Regions from separate parts of the Mus musculus genome. Here region 2 is linked to region 1. The links are chromatin loops, found by intact Hi-C in ENCODE. Cell type or tissue: left cerebral cortex. All regions are shown on one strand. Links, peaks and the distances in the headings refer to the core of each region. The heading gives the core; the rest is flanking DNA.

Region 1 (8,322 bases), core at 223-8,222:
TTCTGCATCTCCTTGCATGAACTCCTCAAAGACACGGGTCACTTGCTCTCGGCTTCGTGTAGTTTTGAAATCAGTACTGCAAGATCCATCGGCTTTCTGAAGGAGGTGGGCAAGGACTGTCAGAGCCCAGGACCCATCTGGGGGGAGAGAGGATCGTGCAAAGGGCAGTGGTACCTCCCCGGGGCCTTAACCTCTGGGGATCAAGAGATGGCTACCGGAGGGTGTCTTTTGGTGATGGTTGAGGCAGGAGGTCAGGAGCACTGAAGGTGGGATAGAAGAAAGGCCATGCAAAGTGAGGGGAGCCTGACCCACCTTGATGCCCTCAATGCGAAAGCCGAGTGTAGTGCTGGAGCTGATGCCTTCGCGCCATTGCATGTAGCGTGGTTTGGTGACGGCGCGCTGCGCATGCTCCTCCTCAGTAGGTGCCTCAGGGTCCACTGCCAGCATCTTCTTATACATGTCCTTCCGCAGCTTGGGTCGTTCTCGGGCTTTGGTCAGCTCCTCTTCCAGGTAAGTTCTGTGAAGTGCAAGTAGGGGCCAGGGCATGTGAGCTTTTATCCCAGTCCTTGGTTCCGGACTGATTCTGCCTGACAAAGAGAGGGGACACAAACCTGACACCCATCTTGCAGTCAAGCACACAAGGCCCATCGAAGCCATCGAGCAGGTCCTGTAACTGCAAGTAGCTTTCACCATCCCGCTCGACTATGCCATGGAAGGCCGGCACACACCCACGCAGCACGTCAGCCATCAGCCGCACCAGGCAGTAGTGTTCAGGCTCCGAGCTGCGTTTCAGGATCAGGCCACTGGTGCCGGCAGCTTTGAAACTCCCTGCACAAGGGCACCAGTTAGAACTGCCCACGCCTTCCTGTGGCAGCAACCTCACCCACCTGCAATGATGCTCACCTGTGTGCCCTGCTAACTGCACCCAGGAGTAGCGCTTTCTGAAAGGACTCATGACAGGCAGATTGACCATGGTACGGATCTTCTGCCAGTGGCTTTTCTGAAAGCAACAGGTCCAGGTCTGCAAGTCAGGTCTCAGTAATGTCCCTCTAGAGCAGGATTTCAGCTTGGTTTCATCCCACTAGAAGCAGTTAAGGTCTTTCATCCAAGCAGTTGCTACCCACTCACTCAGTGGCCTACCCAAAGAAAATGTATTGCAAGCCAGTGTTGCAGGTGCTGAGACAGGCGGAGAAAAGGTCGTTCTAGCTACTCAAACAGGCTGAAAGGATCCAGAGATTTAGCACCAGGAGGCTCAGGGTTAAATCTAGCTCTACCATTAAGTGGGCTCTGGCAAGGGTTTTGAACTCAGTGACTATCAAAAATTACTTGATGCTGATTATGAGATCTATCACGGGGACATCTTGAGTAAGCCAGGGAAGGAACTAAAAATCTGCAGATCTGTGAAATGGGGAAACAATTACACTTTCAGCACTATTGTTTTTTGTTGTTGTTGTTTTTTGGGGTTTTTTTTTGTTTTTGTTTTTTTTTTTTTGTTTTTTTGTTTTTTTTTGTTTTTGAGACAGGGTTTCTCTGTATATCCCTGGCTGTCCTAGAACTCACTTTGTAGACCAGGCTGGCTTCGAACTCAGAAATCCGCCTGCCTCTGCCTCCTGAGTGCTGGGATTAAAGGTGCCACCACACCAGCAATTTTTTTTTTTTAGCACTATTGTAATGAATGAATTGAATTTGAATCTCCCCATCCAACTCCTGGAGAGAACTGGGCCAAACATACTCACTTGGGATCTGGTTCTCTCCCTTAGCAGGGCACAACAACAACAATCAAGTCTTCAGACCAGAGAGGGGAGGCCAGTCTGCCAGGGCTTGTAAAAAGAATGGCCTGAGGCTCCCTGGGATCCTCTAGCTGCTTGGATCTCACACACTAGACAACAAAGCCAAAAGCCCAAGGCATCCTTGGCTGCGATCTGGATCAAGAACCCTATGGTCTGATGAGGAAATATAACGTAGAAGGCCTATGGTCTTAGAGGAAACTGCAGGTAAGTGGGGGTCTTTGGGGTGTCATCTCTTGCCTCATTGCCATTACTCTGCCTTCCACTCAATCCTGGCATTTCCACCTTCTACCCCAAACTCAGCAGCCCTGTGTTTGCTTTGACATTCGGGGGCTGGCTCATGTATATATCTTGTTTGCAGCCTTGTCCCATTGATGCTTGTCTTCCTAGAACCCAGGAACTAGCCTCCTCACCAAAGGGAAGAAATGAGGTCACTTAAGTAGCAGAATTCAATTGAGCGGAAAGCCTTGCCTATGGAAGAGGTGGAGTTGATGACAAGGCACTGGGTAGGGAGTGAGCGGTTGCTTTAAGTCCTGGCTTCCTTTACCTCCTAGCTCAGTGATCCAAGCAAGTACCATTTCCTCAGGGAGGCGTAGCAGCTGCCCTAGCACGAGGCGCCCCACTGGCTACTGCCTTCTGCATCCCTTCTCATCTTCCCACGGTCATCATTGCTCTCACTTTCCCAACATGGCACACTAGGGCGTGATCACATGTCCAATCCCCAGGGATCTGGGGGTGTAGCCAGAAGCAGCCCACTAGAAACATGACATCTTTCAAAACTCCTTTTATAAATCTTTAAATACATACAAGGTTTGCATTTTGCTGCATAATAAATCCAGGCTTTATTATAAAACTCCCTTCCTTCCAAATCCTCAAGTAAAATTCCAGGGAGGTGATGTATGTAGCATGTGTGTTTAGCAGGAGCATCCTAGACCTCTTCTCTCACTTGAGATTCCTGATGATCTCGATGCCCACACACAGCATGACTATGATCAAGGCTTGCAGAAGCTAGCATCCTCATGCCCTGTTTCTAGACTCCCACTTATGCTCTTGATCAGCCCAACCTCCTCACCGTGATCCAATCATCTAGCAGTTTTTATATTTTGGTCCTAGGGGTCAAATGGGATACCACATGACAGCTTTCACAAGGTGGAACATTTATAGCTAGAGGGTATTATGAAGGTTTTAATCTCTGAGGTGGGCTTAGGGGCCTTCTCTTATTTCCTTTAATGGTGAAAGGCTTGAGTGGTTTGAAAAGCCTAACAAAATTTTGAGGGAGGGTGGGGCAAGAATGAACTTAACCAGGGTACATTTAGTTCTGCAGTCATCCCAGCGGGAGGACCAGCTTGGGCTGTGTAAGGAAACTTCACCACCATTCCTTTGGGGGTTTTGTAATTTCTTTCTAAGATAGAGTTGTGTGTGTGTGTGTGTGTGTGTGTGTGTGTGTGTGCGCGCGCCTGGCTGTCCTGGAATTAAATCTGTAGACCAGGCTGCCCTTGAACTCAGAGATTCAGAGATCTACTAGCCTCTGCCTCCCGAGTGCTGGGATTAAAGGCTTATGCTACCACACCAAGCTGGGGTTTTGTGATTTCAGTGAAAGGACTGAAGGCTCAACTGAGGCCTCACAGGAGCCGATTCATTGGACTTGGTAGCACATGGCTGTGTCCTAGCTACGTGGGAGGCTGAAAAAGGAAGATTATGTGAACCCAGAAATTTGAGGCCAGGCTGTGAAACATTGAGATAGGTCTTTAAATATATGATGGTTTGACCAGTTAATATATGATAACAGTATCAACTTGTCCCTGAGCTGACATGAAATAGAGCCATTCCGCACTCTCCTTGGTTTTGTGAGTCTTTTTTTTTTTTTTCCCTGAGGCAGGGTTTCTTTGTATAGCCCTGACTGTCCTGTAGACCAGGTTGGCCTGGAACTCAGAAATTTGCCTGCCTCTGCCTCTCAAGTGCTGGAATTAAAGGCATGCACCACCACTGCCCGGCTTGGTTTTGTGAGTCGCTTTCCTGCCCACTATCTCAGCAGAGCATTCCTGACAGCTCCTGAAATTTCTTATAACAACGTGTAGCGTTCCTTGCCAATAACAGATATGGCCAAACATGGATCCAGTTGATGTAAGCCCCATGGAAGCCAACTCACTGCCAGCTTCGCTCCGAAGAGTGGCTCTTTCTGCAAGGAACAAAACATACTCACAACCAAATAAATCCCAAAAGACTGCTAGATAGTCACTTTGGATTGGTGGGGGGGTGGGTGAAGATTTTGGCTCATAAACAACATCAGGGAAGATATGATCCACCCCTGCCTCAAGGAGAGACTGCTTCCACCAACCACAGGCTGCCTTGACAGTTGGTGCAAAGGTCAAGAAACCAGTGTCCACGATGCTCTGATGACAAACGAGGCCCCTCTGATAATTTCTTTTCCTTCCAGATGAGTGTCTCCATAAGTAGGGACTTGCTGTGTCCTAGCCTTAGACCTCTTCCTTGTCTAAGCTCTGTTCGGAAGCCTTGTGAACATCTGCTCCTTACATCAGCCCGGACAGCCCATTCCCTACCAGACTACATCCTTTGCTGTCTTTAGTTTCCATCGTGTTCTCGGCCTCTATAACAGAGGTTCTCAATCTGTGGGTCGCGACCCCATGTGAGGGACAAACAGTTCTTTCACAGGGGTCATCTGACCATCAGAAAACACTGATATTTACATTATGATTCATAATAGTAGCAAACTTACAGTTATGAAGTAGCAATAAAAATATTATGGTTGGTGGCCACCACACATGAGGAACTTCATTAAAGGGCTGCAGCATTAGGAAGGTTGAGAATCACTGCTCTATAGAGTCACCAATCCTGGTTGACATTTCTGCCAGCCCAACACCCTCCCCATGTTCCAATTGTCCTGTCAAACTAGCACTCCCTGTGGTGATGGTGGGGAGAGCAACCAATTTAAATTTACTAAATGATTTGCACTAAGGTATAAGTGACCCACGACTTCACCTTCCCATGGGCATTTGCTTTTTAAAAAGGAAGTCTGTTAACCTAAATTCTGCTCTATAATTAGTGAAAAATGATGTGTGGGGGTTCTGAGTCCAGGAGGGGACAGCATCCAGGTCTCCTTACCTAGCCTGAGTTATTGAGAGAATAAAACCAGATGAATAAGCATCAAAACACCCTCTCTTCTGCTAGGGTCACTCCCACAAATGTCTGAGGAGACAGCCAAGGCCTTAGAGTCACACCACTTGCCCCTGGAGTAGGCCTCCTGCTTCTCCCTTGGTTGCTCAGTTTTTCTTGTTCTTGAATTTTCCTTCTATCAGAGAAAAGGCCGCTGGAGGGAGCCCAGCCAGCTCTTCATGTCCTGCTCTGAGCAGGCTGTACAAGCGCCTAGGAAGTAAAGGAAAGGTCGTGGAGCCTGGCTAAGACAGGCAGAGCCTTCTAGGGCCTCGAGTCGGGTGTGAGATGCTGGCTGGCTAGGCGGCAGCCCTACAATGCAGGAACCGTCTTTCCCCAGGTGCATCCTTACGGTCAGTGGGACCCGCTCTGCTTCCTGACCGGGGAAGCCCTCAAAGGCCGGCTGAGCGTGTGTGCTGTGGGGCCTGCTGTGAGGCAAAGTCCGCTCCCGGCCCTTCCACGCAGACGCAGGCAGCCTCTGTCAACAGCTCCAGGCTTATCTGCAGCTCCGGAGCTGTTTGCCTTCGGGGAGGCCCCGGCGGGCGGGGGGGTTGGGAAGCCTGGGAGACAACCTGGGAGTTTGAAAGGTCCCTGAGAGGCCATCTGGACCGCTCCTGCAGCCTCCCGGAGGAGACCCAGGGTGGGAAAGGAAGATGATTTGCAGGGAACAGCTAGCTTGGGCTTCTCTTGGATGTCCTGACCCCTGCCGGAGCTACCTACACTGGACCCAGATTTAGACTGCAAGTCCTCCTCCACACAGCCTCTCCCTGAGCAATTAGGGGGTCCTGGCGGGCGGAACAGGGAAGCGGGTGTGCCTGCGCCCTAGCCCGGGTCCTCCCAGCTCTCACCGGTCGCGCCCTTCACAGGGGCCCGCCTCTCCGTGTCAGAGATTAGAGCAGGGGAGTGGCAGATCTACGGTACAGGTTCTTCAGAGGTCCTCCCACTGCTCACAAGTCACAGTATTGGGGAAGCCTCGGCCTCGGCGACATTCGCCTCAGTACCTAGTCTAGAGTCGCCCCAAGAACGACCACCGTACCGGATCGTACGGTGTCAGGACGAAAGGCACAGAGGACTCGTGACTGAGCCCCCGCACCTACACCTGATGACGGGAAGTGGGGGGACGACATCCTTGCTGTGAGTCCCCCACCCTCTTTTCTCTTTTGTATTGCAAGTCTCTGAGTCACAGTGCCACTTCGAGTCGTTACACTGCCTCCCTCGGTCCAATCCTAGTGTGCAGGGATGCCAGGTTCCAGAAGGCCCAGGCCACACCTCGGCGCTCTTCTCAAGGTGTCTAGGCAACCTGGGCGCGCGTCTTACTCTCGAAGTCGCCAGGACGCGGCCTTCAGGGCAGAGCGGGGCGTTCCCGGTTTTTTTCTCTCTCTCTTTCCACTCGAGGAACGCTTGCGTAAAATGCATCTAGAGCAACGCTGCACAGTCCACAGGCAGTTAGTTTAGTTATCTGGCCATGGTTAAAACAAGGGAGATTACTGACACAAGAGGATCGCAGGTTCAAGGCCCGAATAGGCTATAGACTGTGTTTCACTGTAACTTGGCAATTTAGTGTCAAGAAAAGAGGGCTAGGATGTAGCTCAGTGGTGGTTGTGCTTGCCTACTGTGTTTGAGGCCCTGAGTTCAACCTCCAGTCAAGGAGGGCCATACCACGAATAATGACTTCACCTCACACTGGCTGGTGATAGCTGCCGGTTAAATTGGCCCGGGAACATTCACATTGCCATACAGAGACTAGCAAGCTCTTGTCAGCCTCAGTTTACCTTTCCCAGGACACTTAGGAGCAGTAGGCCAGGGCGAGGAGGGGGGACGCAGCAGGTGGATCTTGGTTCCGCTCGGTTCTAGCCCTGCGCCCCTCCCTTCCCGCATCCACGCCTCGTGCGCGCGCGGGGAGCAGACGGCAGCGGCTCCGGAGCAGAGCCAGGAGCTCCGCTCCACTCCCACTCAAGAGAGGGAAACCGTGGCAACGGCGGGGGTGGGGCCGCGGCACCGAGAGGGGGAGGAGAGGGAAAAGCTCACGCGCCCCTTTTTCTCTCAGGGCTCCCGGGGCAAGGCTACCCCGCTCTGATCTCTCCAGCCCTACCTGACAGTTACCCAGGTACGCCAGCCGACCCGCCGGCTCCCGCTCCGTGGGTCGCGTACTCCTCAACCTCCTTTAGACGCCCAGGCACTCAGTTACCATCGCCTGCCTAGCCCCCGAAAAAGAACCAAGGCGAGAGGTCGTCCTGGGCTCCCTCTCCGCCCCCATGCCCCCTGTCCCCCGCTTGGGCTCTCGGCGGGGAACGCAAGCCGGTCAGAGCAGAGCAGAGAGCGGAGTCCCCGGCGCGCAGCCCCCGCTGGCCCCGCCCCCGCGGCCCGTACCTGCCCCACGTCCTCGCTGGTTTCCAGCTGCACGTTGCCGCGGCTCCTGCTCTCACTGTCGCTCAGCAGATCGTCCTCCGAGTCCTCGAGCAGCGACGAGGAGCCGGTGGAGGAGAGGGACGAGGTGGAGAGGCGGCGTGGCTGCTGCAGGTGCGACCCCGCAGCTGGGAGCCAGTTCCCCTCCTGGTCTGGCGGCCCTGGGCTGGCCGGGGTCACATCCTCCTCGCTTGTCACAGTGAGCTGAGGGATCACCGGGGCAGGGGCAGCACGCGGGAGCCCGTTGGGCACTTGTCCCCCACGCCGCTTGGCCCCGCGGGCCCGGGGCTCCCCTGCGGCTGCTGCAGCGGCGACTGCGGCGCAGCGCGCTTCGAAGAGCAGGCGCAGCTCCCCGACGCTCCGGCGCGGAGCCCTCTCCAGCCCGGGGCTGCAGGGCCCCGCGCCCCGTGGCCGCGCCATGCCCGTCGGGCGCCCGGGCAGGGTCATCTCCCGGCACCGGAGCCGCAGCCGAGCCCACCAGCCCGCGGCGCGGCGGGGACTGTAGACGCTCAGCGCCCCGGGCTTGGGACTGCCCCGGGGCGGAGCCTCGGCAACGCCCGCCCGGCCGCGCCCCGCCCCGGCCGCGCCCCCCGCCCACTCCTTTCACTTTCTGAGAAAGCGCGGGCCTCCGGGGGCCCTCGCTGCTGCAGGAGGCTTGCAGTGTCCCGAGTGTAACGTGGAAGTCCCAGGTCCGGCCCCCGCCTTATCTCTAGACCTGCCCTCAAGGTGGCAGAAGGGACCTGCCCCGCACCTGAGCCCAGTGCCCTCCCGCGGCTTTTGAGGGATTCCTTCAATGGGAACCAGAGGTCTTAATCTGCACAGGAAGAAGCTGTGCCCATTCTTTCACTCGCTTCCTCGGGCTCCTTTCCGTGTTCCAACCTTCCTGGTCAAAGTCTTTTGAGTCTCTGGGGCTTTTCTCTGGCCTGGGCCCCTTAATTCGGAGTTCAAGGCCGTCAGC
Region 2 (8,322 bases), core at 227-8,226, 71 kb before region 1:
TAGGTTTGTGCATGTGATTGTAATCACCCTAGAAGGCCAGAGGCATAAGATCTCCCTGCAGCTATGGTTACAAGCTCTTGTGAGACAACTTGCATGGGTGCTGGGAATGAAACTCAAGTTTTCTGCAATTATGCAAATAAATAAAAATAATAAAAAAAATAAAAAAGTAAACTTTAATACAGATTAAATGTTTCCTGCTTTTCCATTTGTATTACATTGTTAAATAATCATGTAAACTCTTTTTTAAAACTCACTGCACATTTCGGGATTATTAATGGAGCTTAGTCCTTGGTGTAGTCCTTCCCAGCAGCAGCACCTACAATGAGTGGTAAGCACATTAGAAACATAGGCTAGGGCCAGAGAGATGGCTCAGTGGTTAAGAGCACTGACTGCTCTTTCAGAGGTCCTGAGTTCAATTCCCAGCAACCACATGCTTGGTGGCTTACAACCATCTGTAATGGGATCCAATGCCCTCTTTTGGTGTGTCTGAAGACAGCTAAAAGGTGCACCCATATGAATAAAATAAGGCGTGGTGGCACACGCTTTTAATCCCAGCACTTGGGAGGCAGAGGCAGGCAGATTTCTGAGTTCAAGGCCAGCCTGGTCTACAAAGTGAGTTCCAGGACATCCAGGGCTATACAAAGAAACCCTGTCTCGAAAAACCAAAGGGGGAAAAAAAAAGAAGAAGGAGGAGGAGGAGGAGGAGGAGAAAAGAAAGAAAGAAGAGACAGAGAGGGAGGGAGGGAGGGAGAAGAAAAAAGAGTCAGGGTGTAAAATAGGGTGGAGTAGAGCACACCATTAATCCCAACATTTGGGGGGCAGAGGCAGTTGAAGGCTAATCTGTTTTACAGAGTTAGTTCCAAGACAGCCAGAGCTACACAGAGAAGCCCTGTTTCAGGAAGAAGAAAAAAAGAGAGAGAGAGAAGAGAAGAGAAAGATTTTTAAAAGCAGTACTGGGTGTGGTTGCACAGGATTTTAATCCCAGCATTAGGAAGACAGAGGCAGGTCAGTCTCTGTGTTTGAGGCCAGCTGGTGCATATACTGAGTTCCAGATCAACTAGAACAACACAGTGAAACAAAAACAAAACAAAGAAATTAAGAAAAAATGTAGCAGCTGGCGTGGTGGCGCATGCCTTTAATCCCAGCACTCAGGAGGCAGAGGTAGGAAGATTTCTGAGTTTGAGGACAGCCTGTTCTACAAAGTGAGTTCCAGGACAGCCAGGGCTACACAGAGAAACCCTGTCTCAAACCCCCCCCCCAAAAAAAAACAAAAACAAAACCACCACCACCACCCCAAAAAATGTAGCAACACATGTTTTGTTTTGAGTCAGGGTTCCTCTCTGTAGCTCTGGATGTCCTGGAACTCACAAGGCTAGTCTTAAACATAACAGACTTTAAAAAGGAAAGAAAAGAGAAAGAAAAAAAATCACCAGCTACCTATTTAAAAAGATGCTCCCAGGAACGCTGGGAAGAGGTGATCACTCAGCTAACCTCCCAGTTCAGATCTGGATTCCCAGAGAATCCTCTGCCTCTCTCCTGCCCTGGAGCAAGGAGGTTAAATTCTTACTTCTGGGAACATTGTATTGGAAGAGCCTAGGCAGTTATCTAGCACATGCCAGGTTCCCGCACAAAGGGTTACTTGAGAAGCAGAGACTTCTAACCAACGACTGCCAATGTTATCTCTCAGTTAATCACATGCACACACACACACACACACACACACACACAAATAAATCATTTAAACAGTTAAAGCTAAATACAGCAAGAAATATTTGAAAAGCTACTCGCGTGGCATTTAATTCAAGTCTCATTAGCTATGTGGAAACCTGACCTGTAGAACCAGCAACAGGTTTTTCAGGACACTTGCTCCGGGAAGGGGCCTACCTCATTCCATTGCCCTCAGCCAGCAGGGCTGTGGCTCTGCCTCTCCCAGTTTCCGTCCCGGCAGAGACATGATCTGCTTGCCTCCTGTTGCGGAAAGCCAGGAGCTCACGTGGAAATGAGGTTGCAGGTGGAAATACTGGGAAACAACTCTGTTTCTAAGAGGCTCACCTTTCTTTGACTACTGATTCCCAGGTTCCCGCAGGGGTGGAGAGATGAGGACCCAGGGAAATGTTTGGTAGTGGGTGTAGAGTGCCTCTGTTCCAACTTAAATGTCAAAATGTTTGCACTTCCCAGAGTCCAGTGGGAGTTATTACTGTGGGGTGGTGGGATTACAGACATTCTACACTTTCCTAGTTGTCTACAAAGATTATATATTATCTTGAACATGGTAAGAATTACTGGGGTCTATCTAATCTGCTTATGAGAAGCACACTGGGTTGAACTTTAAGATACAGTAAGAAAAAGGTTTCCTTAATCATATCACGTAAAGATAACTGTCTACACTCCGGCATGTCTTTTCTAGACTTTTCTCTGTGCAAGAATGCTTCATTGTTTTGTGATCCAAAAGGGGAAAAAAGTAAACATTTAAAAGACAAAGCCTTGGGTTGGGAATGGTAGCACGTGCCTTTAATCCCAGCACTCAGAACAAGGCAGGTCCATCTTTGTGAGTTCCAGACCAGCTGGGGATACCTAGTTAAGACCCTGTCTCAAAACAACAAAAACTCCAAACAACCAATATCAGTAAAAAACAAAACAAAGCTTTGATTCTTTATGTTTCAATTTTATTTGTTTTGAAACAGCAACTTAATAGCTTAGAAATGTTCCTAACAGCAAGAGCCTGCCCAAGAGCCTGCCTCAACCCCAGCCCTGGTTCCACCCCAGCCCTGGTTCCTGGAACTTTTCTTACCCACATCAGCCATCAGTAGTCTCTCTGGAGACTTGGGACAAACGAGGATGTCCATTTAGAGAGGAGGGTAGACCTAAGGGTCATCATGTGGGAGGGCTGGGCTCAGACAAAACTGCCTCTGTTAGTTTTGGGGTATCTGGGGGCTTGGTAGCATGCTCAGACAGACTGTAGAAGCTTGGAGGGGTCCTGAAATGCCTGACTCCTGGACCAGCCCCTTAGCACCTCTCCACCTGCCAGACTCAGACCCTGCCTTTTGAAGTCGGATCTCTGTAACCTTTTGTCCTTCAGCATGCCTCAGAGCCCCACAGCCAGTTCCAGGCCTTTGCAGGGTGGGGAATCAGGAAGATGATGAGGATTCAGACCTGAGAATATCCCACCATTTCCTGCCATAGGGCTTAGGGACCCAAGTGTGCCAATCCCTTCCTAATCATCACCTAAAAGGGAACAATACATGGACATCTCTTTGTGACTTAAGAGGGGCAAACCTGGCATTTCGGCCCAAGTGTGGTGGGCAGTGCTGAGTTCCAGGCTGCAGGCGGCTCCAAGCATGCACTAAAGTAGGAGCAGCTCAGCCAGGAGGGTAGGGGCCCACAGGGCTGTTGCTACCCTCCCTTACTGCCATCCACACCCATGGTACCCATGGAAACATAGCCACCCTCCCCTCCTGCCAGCTGCCTGCATTCAGGCAACCAGCTCTGGCTCACCTCCTCTAAGCCAAGGCCTGAACTGATGCCAGGCTGGCCAGAGCGGCTGCAGGAAGAACTGGGATTGGGCAATTTGGTCCGTCCAGGCGCCAGCACAGCTTGGGAGGGCTACCACAGGAGCCTCCATACCTTGCTGCCTGGGCTGTGATCAGACTGGGCCTAGTCAGGCAGCACAGCGGTCAGCAGAGCCAGGGGCCCCAACTTTCCTCTGCCTGAGGGTTAACAGCTACTGTGAGGCAGTAGCCCTTGCTGCAGCAACAACAGCCTCTGGTTCTCATTGAGGGGGCTTTCTGGCTGCTGCTCCAGCTGCCCTGGTGACTCGGATAGCCCTCCGGGGCTGAAGATGTACCGAGAGTCACTGGGGATGCCACCTACTGCCCCCACGCCACTGCCGTCCCCTGCCTCGCTGCTGGATCGCTCTCCACAGTGGACCTCAGGGCTGCCACTCTCAGTAGGCTGCTCAGCTCTCTCAATGTTGATGTACAAGGGGTCCTGGCTGGTGGACAGCACAGACAGGTGGCCCAGAATGTTCTCCAGTTCCATTCGCAGACACGTGAAGCTTGGGCGCTGCTTGGGGTCGGCGCTCCAGCACTGGTACATGAGATCATACCTGAGGTAAAAGAATACGGGGACATAGTAGCCACAAAGCAGAGGACCTCCCGACCATATGACGCTGAGATGGGAAAATAACTCATTCTTTTAACAGTACTGTAGAAGGATAACTACGTGTCGGGTTAAATTATATGCATTTCGTGTATGTATATATGTGTGTGTGAATGCATACATGCTCATGACCTCATGCATGTACCTCAGCACACTTGTTCGAAGTCAAAGGTCAAGTTTTAGGGACTGGCTCTCTCCTACAACGTGGGTCTATGGGATCGAACTTAGGCCTTCTGGCTTGGCAGCAAGCACTCTTACCTGCTCTGCCATCTTGCCAGACCTACATTTAACAGTTCCTATGTAAAATATGGAAATTGAAGTGTGGAGAGATGGCTCAGCAGTTTCAATAGTGCTTTGGCTTTCACTACTTGCCTTTGCGTCCTGAGTACTGAGATTATAGGCCTGTGCCAACATCACCCAGCTTAAAAATAAATCTTTAAAAAAATACTAGTTCAAGATGGGCAGTGGTAGCGCACGCCTTTAATCTCAGCACTTGGGAGGCAGAGGCAGGTGGATTTCTGAGTTCAAGGCCAGGCTGGTCTACAGAGTGAGTTCCAGGACAGCCAGGGCTACACAGAGAAACCCTGTCTCAAAAAACCAAACCAAGGGCTGGAGAGATGGCTCGGGTTAAAGAGTACCAACTGCTCTTCTGGGGGTTCTGAGTTCAATTCCCAGAACCACATGGTGGCTCACAACCATCTGTGATGGGATCTGATGCCCTCTTCTGGTGTGTCTGAAGACAGTGACAGTGTACTCATATAAATAAAATAAATAAATCTTTAAATAAAAAATCCTTAGTGAAGTAGCAAGTAACAGAGCAGGCTTTCATGGGATGCATACCTGTAACCTTGGCACTCAGGAGGTGGAGGCAGGAGGACTGGCACCAGTTTGAGGCAGGCTTAAGATACAGTTTGAGTATGAGCGACATAGCAAAGCCCTATTTCAGAAAATAAAACACAGGCCTGGAATGCAGTCGGTTGGTAGGATGCTTGCTCAGTGTGCACAGAGTCCCAGGTATGACCTCCAGTACCTCATAAGTGCTACACCGCTGGGATTCTGACACTTGGGCGTGGTGGCAGGAGGATCTGAAGTCTAGGGTACCTCTCAGCTCTAAGCTCATGTGAGACTAGTCTAAGATAAGTGAGATCATCTCAAACAAGTTCCCCAAAGCCACAGAACTATGACTTGAAGCCACAAGGGCTAGCTAGTGCCCATCTTTCTTCTGAGCAGTCTCAGGAGGGGACTAAAATAAAAGCACTTTTGTCTTACACAAAAGACTGGAGGCAGGATTGTTTTTCTTGTTTTTTGGCCTACAGCCTAGCGTATATTAAGCAAGTACTCTACTGCCGAGTTACCATATCCCAGACCCTGGACTCGGGGTTATCTTTTGAGGGGGCAGACATGTACTTTTCCTCTTTTGTCCCAAGTCCACACGAGGCAGCACCCACTCATGTATGCTTACATTTTCAGAAAAGTTTCCAGTCCTCTTTCTCTGCCAAGAATACCCCACCTGCACTCTTTAGCCTTACAAATTCTCTTAGAGCTCTCACTGTTTCTAAGTCTGAAACACACACACACACACACACACACACACACACACACACACACACACACCCTCCCTCCCCTTGTGGGGAAGGTCTCAAACAAAGTGCAGTCAACAATGCCTGACTTTTGACCATGGCAAAAGCACCAAGGACTGTCTCACAAAAAAGCCTTCCTAATTGGGGTTCCAACGGCAGAAGAATCATGCCAGACCCCAGGCAGGCTGTGGGAATGGTCCAGAACCACGGGTATATGGCCAGACTGGGATATAATTCTCAAGGCTGTGCTAGAAGCCAACTGGCGTCCTTCCACCAGGCTGCCTGGTGGGAGGCCAGTGTCCGCCCACCCTTCATTGACAACAGCAGCTCCAGTCTGGGAGAAGACTGAGCCAGCCAGGGTCTGTCCCTACGGCTCCTCAGAGCGTGGCTTCTGCAGCTCTAGAAGAGGGCTGAAGCCAGGTGCAGCCACAAGGAGATCTGAGCTTTCAAAGTCTACAATACCCTGAGCTCTGCTTACAAAACAGGTGGGCAGGGCTGGTTGCTGCATGCACACTGCCTTCTGCAGTGTGAGTGAGGGGCTCGGTGGTGGAGCTTGCTTCTCACATACAGTCCCTAAGCTCAATTCCTAGCACCACAATAAATAAATAAGTAAACAAATAATTTAAATGTTTTTCTCTTGGTGCCCAGAGAAGACTACTGCCACATCTGCTTGCTCATGGCTGCAACACTCTGGAGACCTAACCCCCAAACCACAAAAGGAACACGTATATATTCCCTTGAACCACTCTACTCTGTCTTGACTGGAGTCAGGCAGTAATACTAGAACAGACCAAACACAGTTGATTTCAGGGTTCAGAGCATAAACACTAAAGCCGAAGGATCTAGGTTTGAGTACTAACTTATTCACATAATAGCTGTGTGACCCTGACCATGTTATTTAACCTCTTTAATCCCATTTCCTCATCCACAAAATGGAGAAAATAAGCCTTTTCCTTATAGGGTGATAGGAAGATTGCCTGGGAGAATACCTAAAGGGCCCAGCCAGGGTAAGTGACAATTATGTCACCCTGCCAAAGGGGTTTGTTTACACTATGTCAGTGTCCTGCCCTGCTTCACAGTACTTTGGGCTGGTTACAAAGAAAGGGATTGGTTTCCTTCTTCCCAGGATCTCAGGATTCTTCTTCAAGGGAAAGCTGAGGCCAAGGGAGAAGCCCAGCTCCCTCCCCAGCTTGTCCTGGCTAAGAAAAGACAGTCACAGGCTGCTTGTTCTTCCTGAGGCCCTGTGCAGCCCTGTGCGTAGAGATGGGGTGCTAGAGGCAGGCTTGTAGACTAGCTAGGCTCCCAAAAGGTGACGAGGAAACCTGGGCTGCTGCTCAACTCTGTCCTTCACCAGAGACTGGAAACAATAGACAGGAAAAGCCAGGAGCATGAGATATGGGGCAAGAGCCAGGCATAATGGTCCACAGCTGTCATCCCAGAGTTTGGAGGCCAACCTGAGCTGCCCAGGGACATCGCCTCAATATTCTCCCGTCCAGAAAACAAAAGAGAGTGGAGGGAGAATAAGAGGGGAGGGGAGAGAGCAAACAGGGAGCTTCAGGAAAAAGATGTAATATGGAGTAGAGATCAATCCTCACACTCAACTACAAGGCCCAAAAGAAGGACAAACAGAAGTCAGGTGGAGGTTCTGAGCTGCTATGGTAGCAGCCTCGAGCCAAAGCTCCTTCCCTAACCCACGACCCAGGATACTCACACTTCCTCCATGCACTCCGGAGGCTGCTTCAGGCGGTTCCCGCCGATGAGGTAGTTGTAAATCTCGGCATTTTCAATGCCAGCATATGGCGTCTGCCCACGAGTCATGATCTCCCACATGGTCACCCCGAAGGCCCACTGGTATAGAATCAGGGTTGAGGGGGAATGTTATTGGTTTCCTGAGCCAAGCAGAGCCATATCCCAGGATTCAAGGGTCTCGTCAATAGACAAAGCTCAAAGAACAGAACTTTGGTGGTCCTTTTTGGGTCCTGCACATCCACCCGCACATTAATTCACCCTATTCACATTACCAAGCCCCACTGGGCCACCCTGCTCACCACATCACTGTGTACAGTATACAAGTTGTCAGCCAAGCTCTCCAGGGCCAGCCACTTGACGGGCAATTTGGAGGCACAGCCCTGACGATAATAGTCCCCGCTATAGATTTTCCGAGAGAGTCCAAAATCAGCCACACACACTGTCATGTCCTCGGCCAGCCTGAGAGGGGTGTTGAAAGACAGACTCAGTCTTCCCCAGGCCCAGAGCCTTACTAAAAGCGAGGCTATCCCCGTGCATAGGAGGTTCTATCCAAGGTAGGAGGCGGTAGCTGTCTCCCACCCAGCAGGCCACCAGAATCCATTCCTACATGCAATTCCGAGCTGCTAGGTCTCGGTGGATGAAGTTCCGGGAGCTCAGGTACTCCATGCCACAGGCAATGTCCACCATGAACCGGACCAGGGTCTGGAGGGGCAGGTTCTGGTAGGCAGACAGGGCAAAATCAGGTTGAACCTCCCCACTCTGTGTGGGGCGTAATGAATGAAATTCTCTGGTCAGAAAGCCTAAAGACTATCGTAAGTATCTCTGAAAAGGAGAT

What was found. A loop is a pair of places that touch in the nucleus more often than their neighbours do. Peaks named below come from ENCODE experiments on the same cell type or tissue, not always from the same donor. Only the 100,000 strongest peaks of a DNase experiment are listed, where the experiment ranks them.
Region 2: it touches region 1 in a loop (2.4-fold over the local background); 2 of 42 quality-filtered maps call a loop at or near these places.

Annotation. Positions count from the first base shown.
Region 1 is chr2:119,741,868-119,750,189 of GRCm38, reverse strand. Itpka (inositol 1,4,5-trisphosphate 3-kinase A) reads right to left here and starts at 7,853. Exons shown (of 7, transcript NM_146125.2): 1 at 7,329-7,853; 2 at 904-1,000; 3 at 612-828; 4 at 313-517; 5 at 1-96. The coding sequence starts at 7,811. In left cerebral cortex, for the core only: CTCF peaks have their summits at 836 and 4,708; DNase peaks (open chromatin) are centred at 6,036, 6,890, 7,315, 8,074 and 7 more places; H3K4me3 peaks cover 3,318 bases; H3K27ac peaks cover 5,754 bases.
Region 2 is chr2:119,812,427-119,820,748 of GRCm38, reverse strand. Tyro3 (TYRO3 protein tyrosine kinase 3) reads right to left here. Exons shown (of 19, transcript NM_019392.2): 16 at 8,095-8,204; 17 at 7,787-7,946; 18 at 7,450-7,586; 19 at 2,645-4,105. The coding sequence ends at 3,715. Among named protein-coding and RNA genes, the nearest start is that of Tyro3, 17 kb to the right of the region's middle. In left cerebral cortex, for the core only: a CTCF peak has its summit at 4,907 (motif pointing left); DNase peaks (open chromatin) are centred at 6,026, 7,500, 7,899, 8,019 and 2 more places; H3K27ac peaks cover 3,953 bases.